Linked DNA regions of Homo sapiens: all the other regions are linked to region 3. A link is a contact called in ENCODE Hi-C or POLR2A ChIA-PET data. All regions are on one chromosome and are shown on one strand. Each heading gives the region's core, a stretch centred on a gene start or an enhancer-like site at or near the end of the contact. The rest is flanking DNA. Distances are from core to core; before and after follow the strand shown.

The links. Hi-C counts contacts between places; a loop is a spot of excess contacts on that map. ChIA-PET counts read pairs that join two places held with the same protein, here RNA polymerase II (POLR2A). Pooled maps may share reads with other maps.
Region 1: a map of endothelial cell of umbilical vein shows a loop between it and region 3 (8-fold over the local background). The contact joins the enhancer-like site here to the promoter of MTHFD2L in region 3. A Hi-C loop is called at or near these places in 1 of 168 maps with a recorded cell type or tissue (endothelial cell of umbilical vein) and 5 of 50 pooled maps. POLR2A ChIA-PET finds 5 or more read pairs at or near these places in 2 of 52 experiments (BJ and H1).
Region 2: a loop to region 3 is called in a map of naive thymus-derived CD4-positive, alpha-beta T cell, with 2.7 times the contacts of the local background. The contact joins the enhancer-like site here to the promoter of MTHFD2L in region 3. A Hi-C loop is called at or near these places in 1 of 168 maps with a recorded cell type or tissue (naive thymus-derived CD4-positive, alpha-beta T cell) and 6 of 50 pooled maps. POLR2A ChIA-PET finds 5 or more read pairs at or near these places in 1 of 52 experiments (activated CD4-positive, alpha-beta T cell).
Region 4: a map of CD8-positive, alpha-beta T cell shows a loop between it and region 3 (6-fold over the local background). The contact joins the promoter of AREG here to the promoter of MTHFD2L in region 3. A Hi-C loop is called at or near these places in 5 of 168 maps with a recorded cell type or tissue (CD4-positive, alpha-beta T cell, CD4-positive, alpha-beta memory T cell, CD8-positive, alpha-beta T cell and 2 more), 2 of 37 single-sample maps with no recorded cell type and 11 of 50 pooled maps.
Region 5: a loop to region 3 is called in a pooled map, with 2.6 times the contacts of the local background. The contact joins the enhancer-like site here to the promoter of MTHFD2L in region 3. A Hi-C loop is called at or near these places in 4 of 37 single-sample maps with no recorded cell type and 6 of 50 pooled maps. POLR2A ChIA-PET finds 5 or more read pairs at or near these places in 2 of 52 experiments (GM10248 and activated CD4-positive, alpha-beta T cell).
Region 6: a loop to region 3 is called in a map of ascending aorta, with 2.1 times the contacts of the local background. The contact joins the promoter of UMLILO here to the promoter of MTHFD2L in region 3. A Hi-C loop is called at or near these places in 1 of 168 maps with a recorded cell type or tissue (ascending aorta), 2 of 37 single-sample maps with no recorded cell type and 7 of 50 pooled maps. POLR2A ChIA-PET finds 5 or more read pairs at or near these places in 3 of 52 experiments (GM10248, MCF 10A and activated CD8-positive, alpha-beta memory T cell).

What each region holds. Positions count from the first base shown.
Region 1 is chr4:73,661,069-73,664,572 of GRCh38, reverse strand. No RefSeq gene overlaps it. Among named protein-coding and RNA genes, the nearest start is that of RASSF6, 42 kb to the right of the region's middle. RefSeq lists a silencer at 2,741-2,946. Within about 2 kb of position 1,717, at least 4 of the 41 ENCODE cell types and tissues checked have a DNase peak (open chromatin) inside an H3K27ac peak, as active enhancers do; they include endothelial cell of umbilical vein, where a contact is called at or near this core.
Region 2 is chr4:74,622,690-74,626,334 of GRCh38, reverse strand. No RefSeq gene overlaps it. Among named protein-coding and RNA genes, the nearest start is that of BTC, 170 kb to the left of the region's middle. RefSeq lists a silencer at 2,926-3,220. Within about 2 kb of position 1,819, at least 6 of the 41 ENCODE cell types and tissues checked have a DNase peak (open chromatin) inside an H3K27ac peak, as active enhancers do.
Region 3 is chr4:74,156,651-74,159,993 of GRCh38, reverse strand. MTHFD2L (methylenetetrahydrofolate dehydrogenase (NADP+ dependent) 2 like) reads right to left here and starts at 1,876. Exons shown (of 8, transcript NM_001144978.3): 1 at 1,713-1,876. The coding sequence starts at 1,855. RefSeq lists enhancers at 1,222-1,978, 1,979-2,737.
Region 4 is chr4:74,443,175-74,446,526 of GRCh38, reverse strand. It overlaps AREG (amphiregulin), which reads right to left and starts at 1,391. Exons shown (of 6, transcript NM_001657.4): 1 at 1,121-1,391. The coding sequence starts at 1,181. RefSeq lists a silencer at 1-124.
Region 5 is chr4:73,727,858-73,731,208 of GRCh38, reverse strand. No RefSeq gene overlaps it. Among named protein-coding and RNA genes, the nearest start is that of INKILN, 8.5 kb to the right of the region's middle. Within about 2 kb of position 1,513, at least 3 of the 41 ENCODE cell types and tissues checked have a DNase peak (open chromatin) inside an H3K27ac peak, as active enhancers do.
Region 6 is chr4:73,708,034-73,711,715 of GRCh38, reverse strand. It overlaps UMLILO (upstream master lncRNA of the inflammatory chemokine locus), which reads right to left and starts at 1,369. Exons shown (of 3, transcript NR_186371.1): 1 at 1,321-1,369. All of the region lies in intron 1 of INKILN (inflammatory MKL1 (MRTFA) interacting lncRNA), which reads left to right. RefSeq lists an enhancer at 3,430-3,682.

The sequences.
Region 1 (3,504 bases), core at 468-2,967, 500 kb after region 3:
GACCCCAAGGTGATTCCAGCACACATTACAGCGTGAGAAGCAATGGTTTAAAACAATGGTTCTCCACCTTGGCATCACTTTGAATTTTCTGCAGAACTTTAAATAAGCACTGATACTTGGGTCCAATCCCAGAACTTCTGATTTAATTTTTCAGGAGTATAGTTGGGGCACTGAGGATTTTTAAGCTTTCTTAAGTGATTACAATGTGCAGCCAAGATTGAGAACTACAGATTTAGTGGACTGATAATGGCAGTTTCTGTTTATTTGCTCTCCTCAGTGGCACTAGGATGTATGTAAATTTCTGTTTTAGACTTGAAGCCATGAGACCCTGTAAGAGGAGAATTTTTTATGATCGGGTGTAGGACACTCGACAACAGGTCATGGAAATCTGAGTGGTTTGCATTATATAACAGATCTTTCCTTACAAAATGTACATGTACAATAAATTTTTATAAATAAGAATTATTTTGCACTCTTAATATTTCCCATACACTGTACTAGACAACCATGCCCATTATTTCTAATCATCCCATAAGCTCTACAAAGATAGTGTTATTATCTCTCTTTCACAGATTTGGAAACTGAGGCTCAGAGATGTCAAGGGATTTCCAAGGTGACACATCTGATAAACAGTGCTGTCAGGACTTGAGTACAGGTCTTCTTGTCTCCAAAGCTGAAGTTCTTTACTCTGCCCTAACTGCTTCCCTTAAAAACACAAATCACATTTCAAAACCACCAAGTTTGTCATTTTAGTAAATACACAAGATGAATTATTTTGCAAGGCAGAGTTACTTGATGCAATCTCTCTTAATTTGCCTACTTTACACATTACAAAGTTTATGTAGATTTTCCCAAATGTAATCCAAGCTTTGATTTTAGCCCTCACATGGTGAGTTTTAAAAACAAATAACTAACTAGTTATTCCTCCTCCTTTCTTCCTGTTTTCCCCACCTTAACTCCAAGTCTTTTATAGAGTGAAGTTCAATTAAAATAAAATAAAATAGAGTATTGCCATGTAAGTATATTTAGCCTTCCAATTACCTGAAGGAAGTAATAAAGGAATAATTAAAACATTATGGTTCTGTGTGGGTTTAGTGGGCTTGGATGGTAATTTTCCTGACAGGAGCACACAAACTGATGCCCAGTAAGATGCTGCTGTACCCTGTTCTCAAACCACTTAAGAATGATATTCACGTTGCAAAGGAAACTCCCTATTGGGAACCCCTGGTGGGGCTTCCTTTTGAACATTTATACCACGATGTACCAGAACACACTGCTTTTATAGTATCAGACCACCCTCCAGTCTCTGGGTCAAAAGTCTGCTTAAAATGAATCCAGTAGCTGATAAAAATGACCTGAGGATGGAAAGAGAAGCCCCCAAATCACACTGGGCACCACACAGATGCCCAAGCAGATAAAAGTGATGCCTTAGAGAGACCATCAAGTGGCTAGTTCACATGCAAATGTTGCTCCAAGTACTTACAAAGTGAGGAGCTCTATACTAAGTGCTTTATATGCATTTTTCCATTGAATCTTCATAGAAACTCTACAAGAGTCTGTTAATTTTGTTTTACAAATAAAAATGCTGAGAAATGGAGAAGTTAAGTGACTTTCACAAAACCATGTTGCTAGTAAGTGATGAATTAGGAATTCAATGGCCACGATCTAAGTCCAGAGCCCACGTTTTTAGCCCAATACTGCCACTTATAGGTAGGATGTAATATCATTTTCTATAGAGATATTAAAATGGCAGATGCTTGACAGGTCTAACCAGCACCTACTCCCCCTGTTCCTCTCCAAACGGACCCCTATTTTCCTTTAAGGAAATAACTGTAGTGACCACCTGGTAATTACGCAGTAACCATGATTTCTTAGTGGACTGACCCACTTCCAGCTCAGGGGAAGGTCTTCAGCATATTCTTACACCCCTTGCAATGATGGTCAATTTACCTTGGTTCAATCTGAGTAAAGATCTGGAATTATCATTTGGTGATTGTGAGAAGTGATGCTTTCTACTTGGGAAATGAATAAGGAAGTGTGCAGCCTTAGCTGTTACGGCAGCCATCTTTGTGACCATGAGGTTACAGCCAGGCTGAGGATGAAGCCAGCATGAAGACAGAGGCCAAAATCTTGACCAAAAGAAGTCTGATGCTGGCTCTTCCTTTGGTTTACAGTTTTATGAACCAACAAATCTACATTATTGCTTAGTTCCCAAGGAGTTGGGTTCTCTGCAACTGAAAAGTCTTATCTGATACATGGATACCAATACTGTATGCTTTGTTGTCTTGAAATAATTCTAAGTGAGGAATTTACTTTCAGCATGCTATGGTCTTAATAGGAGCTCCATTGTGGACATCTTCCTGAAGATAAAAATATAGAATAGTCTCTAGACAAGCTCACTGCTCAGATAATTGCTCTACTGCTAATCTAGACTCTATAATTTGAAATTCATCATAATAGGTTAATATGAATAAAGGCATTCACAATGAGTCAATTATATTGCTATTCATCAACTTGTGTAAGTGCCTGAAGCACAATTTATGTCAAACTCAAGGAACACAAGCTTCATATCCTGAAAATTTGGGGAAAACGTTATTAGTCATAGGTACCTTTTAAACTAAAAACAGGAAATTTTGTTGTGAAATAAAACATGACCAAACTAATTGTTTCTCATTTTATTCAAAATCGTTTCCCCCATGAAGCTTTCCTCAGGAATTGAAAGAATGATATATACACTTCATGACTCAAGTCTTTCCACTGACCTCACTTACCAAGAGCTGCAGAATGTGGCTCCCCACATTGGCTATGATGCTCACCACAGCCCTTCTTATCATAACAGACCTCTTTCCTATCCACATTCCATGTGCACCTCAGCATGTTTCCTGTGGGTGTCCATTGGTCTTTCTGTTTACTCCCAGATAGTTGGATCAGCTGTACTCAAGATGGGAGGAAACTTCAAAATGTCAAAATGCCTATATAAGCAAATGGCAAGAAGTGTACCAGCCAAAGGCAAACTGGATTGTCATCTCCTTGAAAGTAGTTCTATACTCAAATTGTCTAAAGTGACAAGTATACAAATATATAATGAATATGCATGTATATGTGCTTATACATATATATTAAAATTTATTTGGGAATGAGGAAGATTGTTGAGCATTTGAAAAAATTTCATTGGACTATTAACTTGTCTGAAGAAAAGTATAATGGAAATTGAGGAAATCAGGAAAGGAAATATTGTACAAGTTAGGAAAGTTAACCTGGAAGGCTAGCTTATGATAATTGTGGGTTTTGCCATTGAAACTACTGTTAAAAAACACAACTATTTTTGCATCAACCTAATACATTATCCCATAATTATCCCTTGGAAGTCACCTGAGGGAGAATTGTTTTGCTCTCCAATAAATCTAACCAAGTTAATCTGAAATTACTAAAAGGTAAATTTTTAAAGTTCTCAATGTCCTCCTCCAGGAACACACATGGTGCGGGGCAGGGGGTGGGGTGTCT
Region 2 (3,645 bases), core at 570-3,069, 470 kb before region 3:
GAAATCTATTTGCAGTAGTGGCAGCTTTTTGACTCCTTCATCACAGCTCTAGTGGCATGTCCTTGAATGAAAGAGTTTTGGTAGCAGTTTCAATTTCCAGTACTGATCCTTGACTGATACAATGATTTCCTCCCTCTGATAGTCATGTTCTTTTTTTGTTGTTGCTATGTTAATGTATCCTGTCAAGTTACAATCAGCTTTTGACAACCTGGGAACCATTTGTTTCTTTAGGATATTTATGTACTTTTCTGCCTTATGACGTCTTGATTCTACATTTGCTCTTGGAGAACAATATTGTTTCCAAGCTTAAGGAAGCATTTAATTTTTGCCTCCTTTACAGTCTATAGAAAAAAGTAAAATGTGTACTGAGAAGATGTTTCAACACATGTTAACAGGTGTAGAAATCACAAGTAAGTGATGGGGAACATCACCACAAATGTGAAAGTACATTACACAATAATGCTATTACAAGTCATTTTATAATTGTTAGAATGTATGCTCCTCCATACTCTACAAGTTAAATTGCATTGGACCAGATCTTCTGCCTGTGAAACAGTCACTTTATTTTCTCTTTGGAGAACAACCTCAACAAGTCATCAGGACTGTGTAGAGAAGCTTAGCCATTTTATGCAAGTCACAGCTAATACAGGGTGAGGCCATGAAGAATGATGCTTGTTTTTTCACATGGCCAAAGAATCTATAATTTGGAAAGCTTAATATTTCACATAGTCTTCTTTCATCTTCCAAACTCAAGGTAATATCAGAAATGATATTTCCTCGCAAAAATCATAAGATGTGACTGCCTCCTCCTTTCCTCAAAGCCGTCAGACTGATCTGAGGTAAAACTGTTTTGGACTTAACCCAGCATTTGGTATATCATCTAATGTTCAACAGGAAGTAATCCACTGACCAACTAACCATCGGCTTCTTCTCAGGAACCAATAATTATTTCTATATTTTAAAAATAGCTAAGATACATTTATGCCTATGACACAACAATCCTGTTCCTTCTTACCACCAATTGCAGCTCCTCGTCTTTATCTGCTCATTATATTCAACTGTGTCTAAATTAGCAAACCTAGGCTACAATCCTTTCGTTCAACAGAACAGGTAACTTTAGCTCACACTGACAAATGCAGGCTTTGCTTGCTTAGAAATACTTTTTTCTAAGGTAGTTTCTAAGAAAAGAAGAGAAGAGGAAATACTGGAAGCTCAAAATTAGGTCTGGCCCACCAGGCATTCACCTATTTTAAAATATTATACTATAATTTTGTTGTGGTTAGGAAAGAACCAAGGGCCTTTGTATAGGAGAGAGAAGTGTGGATTCAATGAGGTCATCTTGACAGGATGTGTCCCCAGTTCCCTTTAGTGACTCATTGTAAATTAATTTTCCATCAGTATATTTAAACTGTACTTTGACTTCATTTTGTTCTCACTTTGTGCAGTATGTTAGGATGTTTATTGCTACATAAACTTTGTGGTTATTGTGGTTCTCAAGTTATCTCTTTAAAATCCCACGAGTCCTGGAACTCACTAAGCAAGACTGTCACCATTCTTTAAGAAGCAGAAGATGATAGTTGAAAAATAAAAACAAGAATGTAGGTTAAAAAAGCAGAGGAGAGAGTAAAATGAGAAAATAAAAGAAAACATTTCTTTTTTCCTTTGTCATTCTATTCTCTGTCTTTGAGTGCTTATCTTCTACTGTCTTCAGTTTATACAATTAGGTTGTCTTCTGTTTTTTCTGCGTTATTGTCTATTTCGTTTTGAAGCCAGGGGTCATTGATGAGTAATGCATCATTGGCACCTTGTGCCGTCAGGTAGAACAGAAAATAGGAGCCGTGTTTCTCCATTCATCTTTGGGCTTTTACACTGCATAGGATGCTGGCCTCAGAAATAACAACCACTGGTGCCTCACCATTATTAAAACAGTATATATTTGTATAAGCTTATTGTTTTCCAGAAGCTTTCATTGTAAGTTCCACCCTTGGTAGTGTCTCTCCACTTGCCTTTGTTCTGTTCTTTACACTGGAGGAATTCACTCTTTTCACATCACAAGTTTTCCAGTATTTGAAAAACTTATCAAGTCTTCCATAGGCCCTTTACCCTCAAGCTAAGACTCTCATTTGGCATGCATTTAAACTCTTCATTACACAGGTCATTTTTTTCTAGTTGGTCAAAATCCTTAAAATGTAGCACAGAGAACTGCAAAGACTCCTCTTGACTCTTACCTCCCTTGATCCAGAAAAGGTACTTAAAAAAATCATAAGTTAATATTCCGTGTCTTTTCACACTTTTAACATATATTGAACCTGAGGCCAACTAAAATTTCCATATCTTTTTTATAAGCCAGGTTGCTACCATATTTTGCATATTTTTGTTTTCACCTTACATGAAGGACTTTATTTTTTTTTAACTTTCAACTTGTTTGTTTTAACCCCCAACTCCTGGTTGTTAAAAACAATTTTGAATCTTGAGTTTGTCAGTTTATTGAGCTACACCCTTAATTTTGATAACAACATTTTCCAATGACCTTGAAGATGAGAACATTGCAGCTATAGAATGTGGTCCTTTGTAGCTGTTCAATACAATTAAATTGAACATTAACAGGTTGGAGCTCTCTGTGAAGCCATGATAGAGAATTATCCATGAAAGAGCATCTTATTACTACAACTACTATTATTATCTCTTCAGCTTCATGTTTCACCACTCCTACCCTCCTTTCCCTTCAGTTTTCTGGGTTCCAGCCACCATGGCTTCCCTCACTTCTTCAAACATGCCAGGCTCCCTCCTGTCCAGTCCCCTACGCAGTCTTCTCCCCTTCATCTCCCTATTTCCTCTGTTTGCCTAGAGAACTTAGACCCTGCCTTCAGCCTCAGCACTCTCTGATCCCCAAGATTAGGACCGTTCCATCTTGCCTCTACTTTTGTGATTATTTTATTAATATTTGCCTCCCCTGATAGTGGAAGTAGTAGTTTATTTTGCTTACTACTGTACCTTTTGTGCCTGACGCAGTGTTTGACACAGAACAATGCACCATTACTATTTTAAATGCTTTGGCTCATAAACTTCTGTCATGTCATGTCACATCATGCCAGTAGGTGACACCAAAATGCATATTATCTGTGACGAAGCCCCTGAACTACAGCTGTGTTTTCATCTCAGCATAGTCTGAAGCCCAAGAGCAGTTCAGAAAGTCTGTTTCTCAGTTTTTTAGGAGTGGAAAAAGTTTGGGAATTCAATATATGCTTATATTTATATTCAAATAAATATTACCTAGCTGTGAGTAATCTTCCAAGTGCATTATTAATAATTTAAAAATTTGATATTCACAAATTAAAATATTACCCTTCTAAAATTTGAGGGTCCTAATTTAATATTCTGCTAAGAAATCCCACTGTCAAGCAATGCTTAGCAAGAACTTTTAACGCACACTTAGATTGTTGGGATTGCCCGAATTTTCAGAGAAGATTCTCTAACCTTGTTATAATTTTAGGATTGTTTTAAGCTAGCTATGGTTTTCAGTTGCTCCTATTTTTGCATTATTTAATTTATGTATAGAATTATTCCTAGGTTACACTTTTCCTGATGGCTTTGTTCCTGCGTAATTGCTGAAATGCTGCTATTATAATTATTCCTCCCTAATTG
Region 3 (3,343 bases), core at 627-3,126:
GACCCACCAGTCCACAGGTGTTTCTCAACCTTGGGGCCAACCTCACCTTCAGAGATGGTATTCAGTACAAAGAGGGCGTCAAAACCCCCGCCTTATCTTAACTTGCCTAGTGCCCTCTTTAAAAAATAAAAACTATCAAAATATATTACTTTTTTTATAACTATAATCTGCATCAAGTGGAACTGAAAGCAGCCGGGCTGAAATTAGTAACTCTTACAGTGCATAGGGATAATAGCTTTCCAAAACCTTTGCACTCAACTATTTTAAATTATAAAGAGGTCATTATGTGTAACTTAAAAGTTTTGAATTCTACATGAGTTGGTGTGTGTGTACAAAGCAAGGGGCTACAACCAAATTTTGGGGTTGTAACTGTTGTTTGTAATGACTTCCATTCAATGTATGCAGGTCATGGAGAAGATGGGGAGATGGAGTTGTTTACAGCAAGCTGACAGGGAAATTAATCAAGTTGTACTATTTGAAACAAGTTATCCTCACCCTGAAAAGCACCCCTAAAACAACTGAAATTCAAAAAATAATGATACAAACAAGTAATTTAGAGTGACGGCAAATAATTTCCTCAATTCTTTAAAACAAATAGAATTCTACAGAATCTGCTTTTCCTAGGTAGTAGATCTAGCTGGTAGTTCCAAACTAAGTGGAACATTCTTACCCAACCTACTACAGCTTACACAACTCTGATTCACTGTTATTTTCTCACATATCCTTGTGGAAGACCTAGTCACAAGAAATTATGTCCAAAGCAAATCCTATAGGAAGTAATTTTTAAATTCAGACACTCGAGACTAAGATCTAAATGTACACAATAGGGAGTTAACTGATTTAAATTAAATAAACAGTATCTAAGTTTCCACGTTACCAGTCATTGCTTTTCTAGGGATTGTGCTGGGCACTGGCGGATACAAAAACTCGAGTGAGACACAATTTTGGACGTAAAATGGCAATGAAAGCGCATTTCTGGAAGCCCTGAAAGTCTGAAAACAGAGGCTCTTCTGGACTCACAAGCTCTGGGTCAAGAAGATATATTTTCATCTTGTTAAGACGGATTTTGCAACTAAGACTGGTAAAGCATAAGATAGAAGAGTGCGTACCCTGTTGTATTTGCATGGTTCTTGCCAGCAACCAAGACATGTAATGAATCTAAGTCTCATCACCTGACAGAGGTTTAGGGAGGGAGAGCCATACATGAAAAGACTGAGAAATCTGGATTGATATTTGGTTTTGTGAAACCATAAATAATTTTAGAGTTGGAAAAGACTTAGACAACACTATTAACAAAGGAATTCAGAAACGCAAACATTAGTAAGTCATCTGCACAACGCCTACTCCTTTATTTACGAAACACTAAAATAACCAAAGTAAAAACAAATGTTTGACCAAGCCGACCACGTGTTTTTATACTACCTTTTCTTAGTGCCTCAAATGTCTTCCTAAATCAAGTGCACCTGCTGCAAAGATGGAACATTCTGGTGCGAGAGCCCAGAGCAGAGCACGTTTTCGTTCCCCAAGCTGAGGCAACTGCGACTCGCCCGCGCGACCGGCAAGGCCACCTCACAGACAAGGCTGTCCTCGACCCAGCCCGCCGCCGCGCGGCCGCCCACGAGCCTTGGGCCCCACGCGCGCGAGCGCCGCCCGCGCCCCCGCCGACCTCCCACCGCCAGCGGCTCCGCACCCGGCGCCCGCAGCCCTCGTACCTCACACCGCTGCTCCGAAAGCCCCGGAACGCACTCCCGGGCTCTCCCGGTGCCCTTACGGAGGGTGCTGTGCTTCTGCCCAACGCCGGCGCTCGGCCAAGGCGGCCGCGGAGCAGCGAGAAGCCGCGGACCGGCACCGTCATGGCCGCGGATCCCCGGCTTCCGGACTGGGGCTCCACCTCCCGCGACTCCAGTCCTCGCGGCTGGAGGCCTGGCTCCGCCCTCACCCGGGCTGGCAGGGCAGCAAGTAGCGCTTCCCAGCCAGGTTCCGGCAGACACGCAGAGTGGGGTAAAGAGCGGTTCCCAGGACCGGGGACGGAACTGACAGAGTGCCGGGTCCGCAGGGGGCGGGGCCAGGACCCAAGTCCCGGGCCCTCTGAGGATGTGGAAGCGTGCAGTGTGGCCTGGCGACTGGGCCCCGCACCCAGCCAACATATAGCTGGCATTCCCATAGCGACGGCACAGAGAAGGCCTCCAAACTATCACTTTAGGCAGCACGCCCCACTTTCCACCAAGCCAGAGATCCTGCCCAACAGTCTCCGTGACTACGTGGAATTGGATTTAAAGCAGGAAAGAAGTAATAGGTTCATTGTTTCCCACTTCCTTTGTGAGATTCCTTGGAAGTTGGAGAAAAGAACAAAGGTGTGTGGAGAAGGAGCAAAACCTGGCTGAACAAGGAAGGTCTGGACTTTAGGATTTCTATACTTCTACTTTATCATCTCCACTTTTGGAAGGAAATATTGACCAATATCTGTCTTTTCCTGAGTTATGATCAAGTCGATGCAGGCTAAGAACCCTGCATTGTGTGGTGAGCTTGTGTGGTGAGGAAGCAAAATATCTGCTCCCTCTGAAAAAGTAAAACATTAGACTGTCCATTCATTTTGCAAATTAAGACAGACACACAAAAAACAGTCACAGATAAAACCAGCTGGGAAGTTAACAGGAAACAACTTTTCTCCCAAGGTCAGGCTGCTGCTGTTGAGTCAGAACAACGTCTTTCATAGCTGCACTTTTACTGAGAAAACTTGTTTTTTAAAATCATAGACTGTCAGAAAATATGCTCTTTAAAATCATATCAATAAGAATGGGATACCCTACTCTTTCCTGGCTGATCTAAATCCATTTGACACAAATAAGCAGCCTAGAAGAAAATACAGGAAAAAATCTAGGTGACCTTGGGTTTGGCAATGAGACTTTAGATAAAACACTTAAATCACAATTCATAAAAGAAAAAAACAATTTAAACTTCTGCCATGCAAAAGACACTGTTAATAAAGAAACAAATCACATACTGGGAGAAAATATTCGCAAAACATTTTTACAAGACTTACACCCAAAATATACGAAGAACTCTTGAAACTCAACAATTAAAGAAAAAAGAAAAGCAACTCAGTTAAAAGTGAGCAAAAGATCTGAAAACACCCACCAAAAAAGGCATACAGAGGTCAAAAAAAATGGAAAAATATTCAATATCATTTATCATTAAGGAAATACAAATTAAAACAACAGTGAGATACCACTACACTCCCATTAGAACCGCTGAAGTCCAAAAAATTGATAATACGAAATGCTGGCAAGGATGTGTGGCAACAGGAACTCTCATTCATTGTTGGTGAATAAAAAAATGATTC
Region 4 (3,352 bases), core at 142-2,641, 290 kb before region 3:
GGAGGGAATAAAGGAAGAAAAGAAAAGGTAAAGTAGGGTGCCTTTCGAGTCAGCTGTGTTAGGTAGAAAAGTTTATCTTTTGACATCAAAGCAGTTATTGCACATGTGCTATTGTTTGTGATTGAGTCATTTCTATGAAAGAAACTTTACATTTTTGCCAGCAAGCAAATTCAGCTGTCCCAATTACAGAAGTGCTTTTCTGAAGTTTTTCTTTTCCACAGATAATCCACATTAATTTCCACATCAAAAAAATCCCGCCAAATTGGCAAATTAATCTAATACAATTACTTGATGGGTAATGTCTAAAAATTCCCATCACTTCACATTCCAAATGCATTTCTTTTTTTGCTAGAATGCCATCCTGGCCTATTTCGGTAGGTTTTAGATACAAATATCAGATTTTCTTCAGATGTGTTCATATTTTTAAAAGATATTTTTAAAAGATGTGTTCATATTTTTAAAAGATGTGTTCATATTTTTAAAAGATATTTTTAAAAGATAATCTTTTAAAATAATATAAACAGTGGTTAATTATATCGATTATTATTGTCATTTTTCATTATCATTATTATTATTACTACATAGACAATAAACTGAGTACTAAGTAAGATTTGGGGCCCAGAGTTAAGCCACTGCTTTATCTTGCTTTTTCTTAGGTCTCAATAAAACAGCATCAGAGTGGTGCTTTTAACCTCTCGCCGGGATACTCTAAGTCCCTCTAGGAAGGTAAAGAAGAAATCACTAGACAGAGATGGAGAATTAGGCAGGAGGCAGCAAACACTGCTGGGTCCAATATCTGCGGAAATCACTTCACCTCTCTAGATCTTGGTCTTTTTAATCTTTTAATCTGTGAAACGAAGGGTTAGGTTCAAATGATCTCTCCCGTCTTCTCAGCTGAACTAAAGAAAAAGTACAGCGATTCTCTGGGACACCTTGTCCTGGACGTTTGAGACATCTGCCCTTCTCTTTTCCTCCTAGGGAGGGAGCTACAGTGATCACCTCCTGCGGCGCAGGGTCGGGGGAACTAAAGGGCGATTTTTAGAGAAGCAAGAGCCAAACTCAAGAGGCAAAACCTGCCATGGGAGGAGAGCCCAGCAGTTCAGCGCCGGTGAATCCTCACCTGAGCCGAGTATCAAGAGCGACAGCACCACCGGCGCCGGCGGTAGCAGCGGGGCTCTCATTGGTCCTTCGCAGCGGCGGCGTCTCGGTCTCTGGGGCAACTCGGTCTCTGGGACACGAGCTGCCGCCAAAACGAGCGGGTGTTGGAAGAGCGAGTGGAGACCGGGAGTGTGCGCCGCTCTCGAAGGCTTGGGGAGCTCGGGGCGGCGGGCGCGGCGCCTCGGGCTGTCCCGGGACCTCTGGGGCGCTGGCACCCAGGTGTGCGAACGTCTGTAGGGCGGCGCGCACCTGCCGCTTTATAGGCTCAGCCGGGAGGGGGCCGCAGCCCATGACGTCAAGGCCCGGCCGTGGGTGGAGGCAGGCGGCGCCCCAGAAGGTGCTACCCGAAAACCACGCGCGGAGGACACACGCCCCGCCTCCCTCGTGCGTAAGGATTCGCTGAGAGGAAGTGGAACTTAAACCTCTAGCTGCAAGCCGTTTTTGAGGGCGAGCAGGACTGGAGTTCCGGAGCTAGTACCTGACAGAAGTCCAGATGTTTCAAACTCTGACAACCTCTTTGTATACTTAACATCTACAACAGACAGGGATTAAATAGAAGAGTTCCGTATTTAGATGTAAAAGTACTTTAAGACCAAGAGTGACTTTGCCTGATGTTTCCAACAAGGATAAAGGACGAGAGAACTCAATGAGGAATTGCTTCATGTAGGATGGGCTTCTATCTCAATCAAGAGCCCCTTCCCACCCATTTCTGTGAAGTGGCCAGAATTTCAAATCCCCTCACTCCCTATTTCTTTATGTGGCCCAGGGGCCTCATCAACATTAATATTTATTGATGATTTATTATTGCCAAATTATGCACTTAAAATTTTACCTACACCATCTCACAGCCGATAATGTTCAAAGCCAGGTGGATATGAATTCTTCATCTGACTCTGAAATCTGCTGTTTTCCTCTCTGATGAATTTAGGTTTAAACTGATCCTTGAAAAGAGGGTTTCTGGGAAGAACAATATTTAGCCTAAAGGATAATTTCTACTGGTGGCATACTGGCATTTAGGTGAAGAGTAGTGCTCTAGACTGTGCCTCTCAAATCCCAAGATAAAAAGGTCAGCGTTGAGGGCCCACTTACAACCTAGTAGGATATTTAATCATGACAAGTAGATAAAATGAAGCGGAGACAGGAAGCTACTTAATTTGACTAACTTGGATGTACTGTCAACTAAAGAACTGGATTTTTCTTGACTTGAGGAAGAGAAAAAGCATTGTTCATTTTCCTTCACCTGGAGATATGATTCTTTCCTGATTGTTTCAGTAACACAGCCCTTTTAAGAATGTAGGTCAGGCCAGGCGCAGTGGCTCATGCCTGTAATCCCAGCACTTTGGGAAGCCGAGGCGGGTGGATCACCTGAGGTCAGGAGTTCGAGAGCAGCCTGGCCAAGATGGCAAAACCCCATCTTTACTAAAAATACAAAGGAAATTAGCTGGGCGTGATGGCGCGCGCCTGTAGTCCCAGCTACTCGGGTGGGCTGAGGCAGGAGACTCCCTTGAACCCGGGAGGCAGACGTTGCAGTGAGCCAAGGTCATGCCACTGTACTCCATCATGGGTGATAGAGCAAGACTCCGACTCAAAATAATAATAATAATAATAATAATAATAATAATAATAATAATAACGTGAGTCACAGTGCATCTGTCCTAATTCTGGAAATTTTTTTTTAAAAATCACTTATTTTTAATGGTATATCACAGTGCGTAGTCCAAATAATATCATGCATTTAGTAGAATGAAATAATCATGAATCATGCCTTCTATTCCACATTTGTTGAGAGTGTATTTTGTGTGAGCCACCTGCTTTATATTTTATGAAGGGGAGCAGTATAGGTTCACCAGGAGCTCAGTGGTGTGGGCCAGATACATAGATAAGTAATTCTAATAGATCACATGATGAGAAGGGTTCAGAGTGCCATGGAAAAAAAGGACATGGTTTAATTTTGCCTCTGTTTAATGGAAAGCTCTGTGGAAAGATGAAGAGGCCCCTCAAAGGCCTTCCCAGCAAATCTTTTACATGGAATAAAGACCTGATGTGAGGGTATGACCAAGTATGGGAAATAAGGCTAGAAAAGTGTCATGCCCATTCCAAAGTGAAGTAGGGGCCTGCACTGTTATCTGTTCTGGTGGATGAGGCAATTGTGATTCAGAGAGATTGAGAGACTTGCCCAAAGATTTCAAAAGAT
Region 5 (3,351 bases), core at 264-2,763, 430 kb after region 3:
CATGAGAAAAAGACAAAAGTCACAGACGATGAAGACTTCAGGTGTGAGCAATTGGAAGGATGGAGCAACTAAACTAAAGTTGCAGAATTATTTGAATGTGGGGCAACTCTTGCTTGATAGAGCTCTTCTGACCACATCCTCAGTGGATATCCTCAATTAGGCAATTAGGCCCATAGTTGTGTGACCCAGTGGCTATGGCTGGTGGTGGAAATAATGAGGAGGCACGGAGGCAGATAGAGGGGTGGGGGGCAGGGTAATATTTATTGTCTTCCAGCTCCTGTACTGGGTTCTTTATAAAAGTTAATTCATTTAATTCTCATCACAAATTTATGTGCTTGGCGCTATTATCTCCATTTTTATGTTTAAGAAAACAGGCTCAGGGAGTTAAAATTGTACACACATAGCAAGCAAGCAGCTGGACCCAAACCTGAATTTAAATCAGCACCCAGGTCTCTGGCCCCAAAGCTTGAGCTCTCTTCCCTCTGCAGAATGAAGTCCAGCCTGGGTAGAGCTCTGGCAGCCCACTTAGTGTTCATGTCCCAGTGGCCCAAGTCTTGAAAACTAGTTTAACAAAACTCTTTTAAGCTTAGTAAATAAGGTTGCAAGAGCATCAGGAAAAGTTTCTGACGGGTCTGAATTTTGTGCTTAAAAGGGTGAAACATGCCCAGTGACCTCACCTCCATTAAATCTATTCAATGACATCTGTGGTTTGTAAACAGTTCATCAAATGGGCGGGGTGGGAGGAGTATATTTGTCCAGGGCTTTGCATTCACAAAAACCCTTAAAGCTGATCTTCAGTGTTATTAACAAATAAGGTCAAGCTGCCAGCCAGAGATATTTTGATAAGATTGAAAACAGAAGACACATAATACTTAACTTTAAAATCTTATCCTGTCCTGAACATAGAATCTGAGTATACTACGAAGTGCTTATACTTTTAATACCACAAATACATTGCAATATATTTGTGCAATCTAAACATGTTAATTTATTAAATATAGGCAGTTAATGTATTTGTAAAAGTTTTATAATTTTGTTGTGACATTTCTCTTCTTTCTCTTTAAAATATTGATATTATTTAAAAAGAAGAATAAGAAAAGAAAGGCGATGACTCAGGCCCACCTTGACCTTCACAAGGGCTCTGTAGTAGAAACTTACAACACAACAAGCCACCACCTACCTTAATAAATATACCACAGTGAGGGAAAAAGAAATTCAGGAAAAATGACATATTTTTCTCTTTTCTGTGGTAAGTAAGTGTCCAAGTACAGGTCTTAAGCTCTGCACAAATTCCAACTTGGATGTTTTTGGAATCTTGGAGCTTGGTAAGGTAACGTATAGTAAGCCCTTAATCATATCTAGTTGGCAATATAGAAAGATTTCTAAAAGGAAAAGGCTCAAACAAGAAATCCTTCTGATAGTCAGTGTATCCCAGTATAAGCCCCACCTTGTGGTCAGAAGGCAGCACTGTCACACTCCCATCCACAGAAGAACTGCTGAAAGGCAGGGCTGGGAGAGTTTCAGTAAATGCAGCCAGAATCTTAGGCAAGCACGTTGTCCTCTATTTCTCAGCTTTTCTCATTTCTGTGGAATGGTACCAGTTCACTTGCTCATTTCCTCTGTGTATGTGTATGTGTGTGCTGTTGTTGGATTTAAACACTGGAGCTTGTCATTTTCTGCATCCACCTCCTCCCAGTTTCATCTTCATTGGAACTTCCACGTCTCTGAAATTAGGCCTCCCAGCAGGGCCCAGTAGCTCACACCTATAATCCCAGCACTTTCGGAGGCCGAGATGGGTGGATCGCCTAAGGTCATGAGTTCGAGACCAGCTTGGCCAACTTGGCAAAATCCCGTCTCTACTAAAAATACAACAATTATCTGAGTGTGGTGGCAGGCACCTGGAATCCCAGCTACTCAGGAGGCTGAGGCAAGAGAATCACTTGAACCCAGGAGCCAGAGGCTGCATTGAGCCAAGATTGCACCACTGCACTCTAGCCCGGATATCAGAGTAAGACTCCATCTCAAAGAAAAGAAAAAGACAAAAAAAAAAAAAAGAAAGAAAGAAAGAAATTACACCTCCCAGGTTAAAACAAACCTGTTTCTTCTTCCATTTACAGTGTTAGGATCAAGAGGACTTGATCAGAATCCCCTTAGTTTGTGAACACCACGAAGACTGAGGTGCAGCCTCAGCAACACTGGCTGGTCAGAGACACTTGTGGCTGTGGACTCTGTGTGTGTGTGTGTGTGTGTGTGTGTGTGTGTGTGTGTGTGTGTGTGTGTGTTGGGAAGGAAGGCAGTCTATCCATCTGTTCAGGGTGAGGAAAGGTGAAAGAAGGATGTGAGAAGGGACAGAAGGAGAATAATTTTTAAAAAGATGGAGAGGGGAAAAAAGGAGACAGAAAGGAAACCTATGCTGAGGTTCCTTGAGCCACTTTAGGGAGGGTATTAGGACCCTGTTTTCTTTCCATTTAAGGGAAAGCAGGCAATTCCTTAATGTGGGGTCTATCATAATAGTAACATCAAAATATCTTTGGAATATGTAGCAATGTAGTATACAAGGTATAGACTTTCTTTTTTAATTGTAGTGAAATACGTGCAGCATAAAATTTATAATCTCATTCATTTTTGAATATATAGTTCAGTAATATTAAGTCTTCACATTATTGCGCAACCGTCATCATCATCTGCCTCCAGAACTCTTAGTACCGAATAAAAGTCTTTGTTCAAATTGAGGCTCTGACACTTACAATCACTTAGTGTCTGAGGCCCCAGTTTCTCTCATGTGTAAATGCTGACTTTAATGAAAAAAAACAATGGAAATGAGTTGTCGTGAGCATTAATAACAATATTTGTAAAATGCTTAGTATAGTAATAAATGATAGTAGCCATTATTTTATTATGATGATTTCCTGGAACTCTTTGTTTTATTATGATGATTTCCTGGAATTCTCGCTGCTTGTTTCCTCTTCATGAATAACATGATCCTAAACCTTCCCATAATCACCTAGTGAAGCTACTTCCCTCCCCACTAGATCAAACATACCCTATTACCCCATAGATTTCTTACATTATTTTGTGTATTGTTTTTTAGAGCTGTGTATTATTTCCTATGGCAGGGAAATGGGACCAGAAAAAAAAAAAAGTAACTACCAAGGTAACCAAAGAGTACGTCTTTAGCACAACTGTGTTCCAACCTATGCAAATTATCAACTCATTTTCATAGCTAGAACGCTGAATGCTCAGAGTCAGTGAGGCCCAGACTGGAGGAGGGCAGGGTCAGGGAAGCCAGTCACCGGCACAGCTTTCGCCCAACAGCCTCCAAGAAGTCAGACTCACAAGACCTTCTTCCTT
Region 6 (3,682 bases), core at 120-2,619, 450 kb after region 3:
AACATTCTAGGCATTCAATATATATCTGTTGAAGGAAACCTCATTTCACAGTTGAAGTAATTGCAGCTCAAACCTTGGCCTAGGTGACACTGGGTGTGAATAACGGCTTGAATGACAAAACCCAGTTCTGTCTGTCTCAACACACATCCTGAGCCATCAGCATCATTTTGCTGTTAATATTTTCTATGTATGTATGTATTTATGTATCTATCTATCTAGTCGGTATCAACTGACTCAAGACTTGAATATATCCAACTGCCAACATGATATCTCACTGGGGAAATAATAGATATCTCACATTAACCTGTCCAAAATCAAGTGTGTTAATTTTCATTAGCGGACAAACAGTTCTGAGAACTAGAGGCTACCAATGGCCCTTCTCTTAGAAGTGTTAGGATCCCTGCTCTGGGAAAGGACAGGACAGGACCAGAGTTCCTTTCTCATGGCCCCAAGTGACTTAGTGTTCCCCTTGCCCTCCTGCCATGAAGCTCATGACTGTGCATGCCATATGCCTCATTTTTCCAAGAAGTCTTGTTTGCACATTCTTAATGCTTTGAAGAAACAGTATGCATATACGAATTAAATTCTAGGTAGGAACGATCTATGAACTGCAGAGTATGTTGTTAGAGGTTTCATCAGTGTTTGGAAAATCTTCCTCTTTATACGGGGCCAGTGCAGTGGCTCACACCTGTAATCCCAGGACTTTGGGAGGCCAAGGCAGGCGGATCACATGAGGTCAGGAGTTCAAGACCAACCTGGCCAATATGGTGAAAGCCTGTCTCTACCAAAAATACAAAAAAATTAGCTGGGCCTGGTGGTGGGAGCCTGTAATCCTAGCTACTTGGGAGGCTGAGGTGGGAGAATCGATTGAACCCAGGAGGCAGAGGTTGTAGTGAGCCAAGATGGCACCACTGCACTCCAGCCAGGGCAACAGAGGGAGAATCCATCTCAAATAAATAAATAAATAAATAAATAAAGAAGACATATGGGACAGTACACATCCATTTTTTATTATAAATTAAGACTTTACAAGATAAAAATGAAAGCATAAATGTTAAAGTTGGAGGACTAATAAAAGCCTAGAATGCTTATGTTGTAACAATTTTAAAAATATGCACAGTAAATCTTTAAAAGAGCTGCACATATATTTATGTCATACTAATTAAATTTATAACTCAGAGGGACAGAGTAGAATTGTGGTTAAGAGTGTGGCTTTAAATCCCAATTCTACTACCTACTCCTATGTGATCTTGGACAAGTTGCTTAACCTCTCTGCATTCAGTTACTAATCCATAAAACTGAGATAAAAAGAGCACTTACCTGGAGTGTTGCTGCGAGAATTTGTATGTTAACACAGATGAACTGTTATGAAAGTGTTGTCATTGTTATTATGGGTCTTAATCTCCACATGTATAATGTGACTGGAAAACCCGGTTCAATGACATCATAAAGGAGCTGCTTAAAACTTATAGAGTAGTGCTTAAGAACACACTCTAAAGTCGGATATTGCTAGATTAAAGACTCATGTCCAAAACTTACTGTCAATGTGGATTTGGACAACATCTTATCCTTTCTACATCTCCTTTCTCAGTCTAAAAAATGGTGCCAGTAGTATCTACCTCAAAATATGGCAAAGAATTAAGGTGACTCTTGTCAAGCCTTCAGATGGAACCTGGCACACAATTAGTGCTAAATAATTGAGAGCTCTCACTCCTACCACACAGAAACAAAAGTAAATTATCAGATGAAAATTTTAAAATGTAGCCCAGAGAATTATCTGATATATATAGTCTTACATTCTATCCCCCTGCCAAAAAAAAAGTGGGGGAAGGAAAGAAGGAAGGAAGGAAGGAAGAGAGGGAGGGAGGGAGGAAGGAAGGAAGGAAAAAAGCAAGAAAGGAAGGAAGAGAAAAGTTATTTTACTAAAAAAGCATTGCACTTTCCATTTTATACAACTCTGTTTTGTGATCTGAGGCCTAGATGAAGCCAATTGCTCAGGACACTGGTCACAAAATTCAAGAACTCTTGATAGTCTGAGGTTTGTTCCCCAAACCTAGCCAGAGAACTCATTTCCCTTTTTACAATGACATCAGTTCAATTCAGCGTCCTGGAAAGAAAACACAATGTTTTCACACTTGTCTCTCGTCTCATAGTTATTTACCTTAAAATGAGGCTACATATTTTGGAATAAGTTAAGCAATGGTGGAAATCAGAGAGACCAGACCTTTGTCAGAGTGAACCTGACCCTTAGCAACCTTGCCCAATCTCTCTATTCTTTTCAATAAATCAATTAAATATTAATATGTATTGATATTTATTAAATTAAATATCAATATGTATGGTAGTTTTTATTATGTACGTTGTCAGAGATTTAATCTTTTTCATAAATGAATAATCCACCAATTTTTGCTAAACTATAATCTAAAGGAATGTAATGTTCTGAACTAAATTCTTAAATCTCCACTGGAGTTTTCTATTGTTGTTTTCTATTTTCTAAAAGGATCACAGGCAGAACAATATTTTTTAAGAAGGTAAGTGATCCTTGTATACTTTTGTATAGTCTCAGAATGTCTCTCCTGGCCAAAAATTGTCGTTCTTTGTTCAGAGAAATTGCATTTTAGTGAAACAGTTACCTAGAAGATTCTCTGATGGTGTGATTTATTGTGTGGCAGCAGCCACCTAGTCCAGTTGAAAGAGCACTGGTATAAAGTCAAATCGTTTATAAGTAGAATCCCAATCCCTCTGTTTGCTGCCTGTGTGACTCTGAATAACTGAGTCCTCATTATTTTACCTATCAAATATAACTAATACTCTCTTCTTATAAAATTGTATTAAAAATCAAATAAATAGAACCATATATAAAGCCAGCACATGCCTAGCTTAAAGCAGATTCTTAATATATATTTGCATTTTCACCTTCTTTGTAACATTTGCTTTATTATACTCTCAAAAGTCAGCAATCTAGACATCAATATGCATATTATAATCATCCACATCAGTGTAATGAGTTAGATTTTACAAATTGTTTGCATTTATGTCATTGGAAACTCAGGCTCTGGGAAATGATCTTTTGCAAAGCTACTAAGACACAGAGCTGAGACAATGGGCCCAGTTCTCCCTGTGAAATTGTTTTGTGGATTGGTATCATCAGCTCCCTGAAGCACCTTCATTAAAATAGATTTGGAAAGTAGCTAGTTTGGGAGCCATGTCTTTGGTTTTGAAAGCTGCAAGCTGGAAGAGCATGTGCGGGTTGATACAGGATCTGAAGATGGAACAATCACATGCCCAATATTATTCCCAAGGAAAGAGCCAGCCTGCTGGGCTGGATAAAGAAAATCCACTATAAAGTGTGTTTATCCTAAGAACCGGGACTGCCCGGCTTCCCTATAAGTGCCAAGTGGAACACCACTAATAAAGCAGCTGACATTCTTTATATGCAAGTTGTGAAACTGGCTTTAAAAGTTTATAAAGAAAATAAAAAAGAGAAAGAAATGGAAAAGAAAATTCTAACAGAAATTCTTAAGACACGATTGCAAGAGGAAGTCGTTTTTGCTTTCCTGTGCTAGCAGTTTCTTTCTCAGAGTGGTTCTTCCACCTAGTTCTGGTGACTCACATCCTTGGCTGCAGGCACTTTGCTTATCTTGAGTGCTATAAAGCAGCGGTTCCCAACCGTTTTGGCACC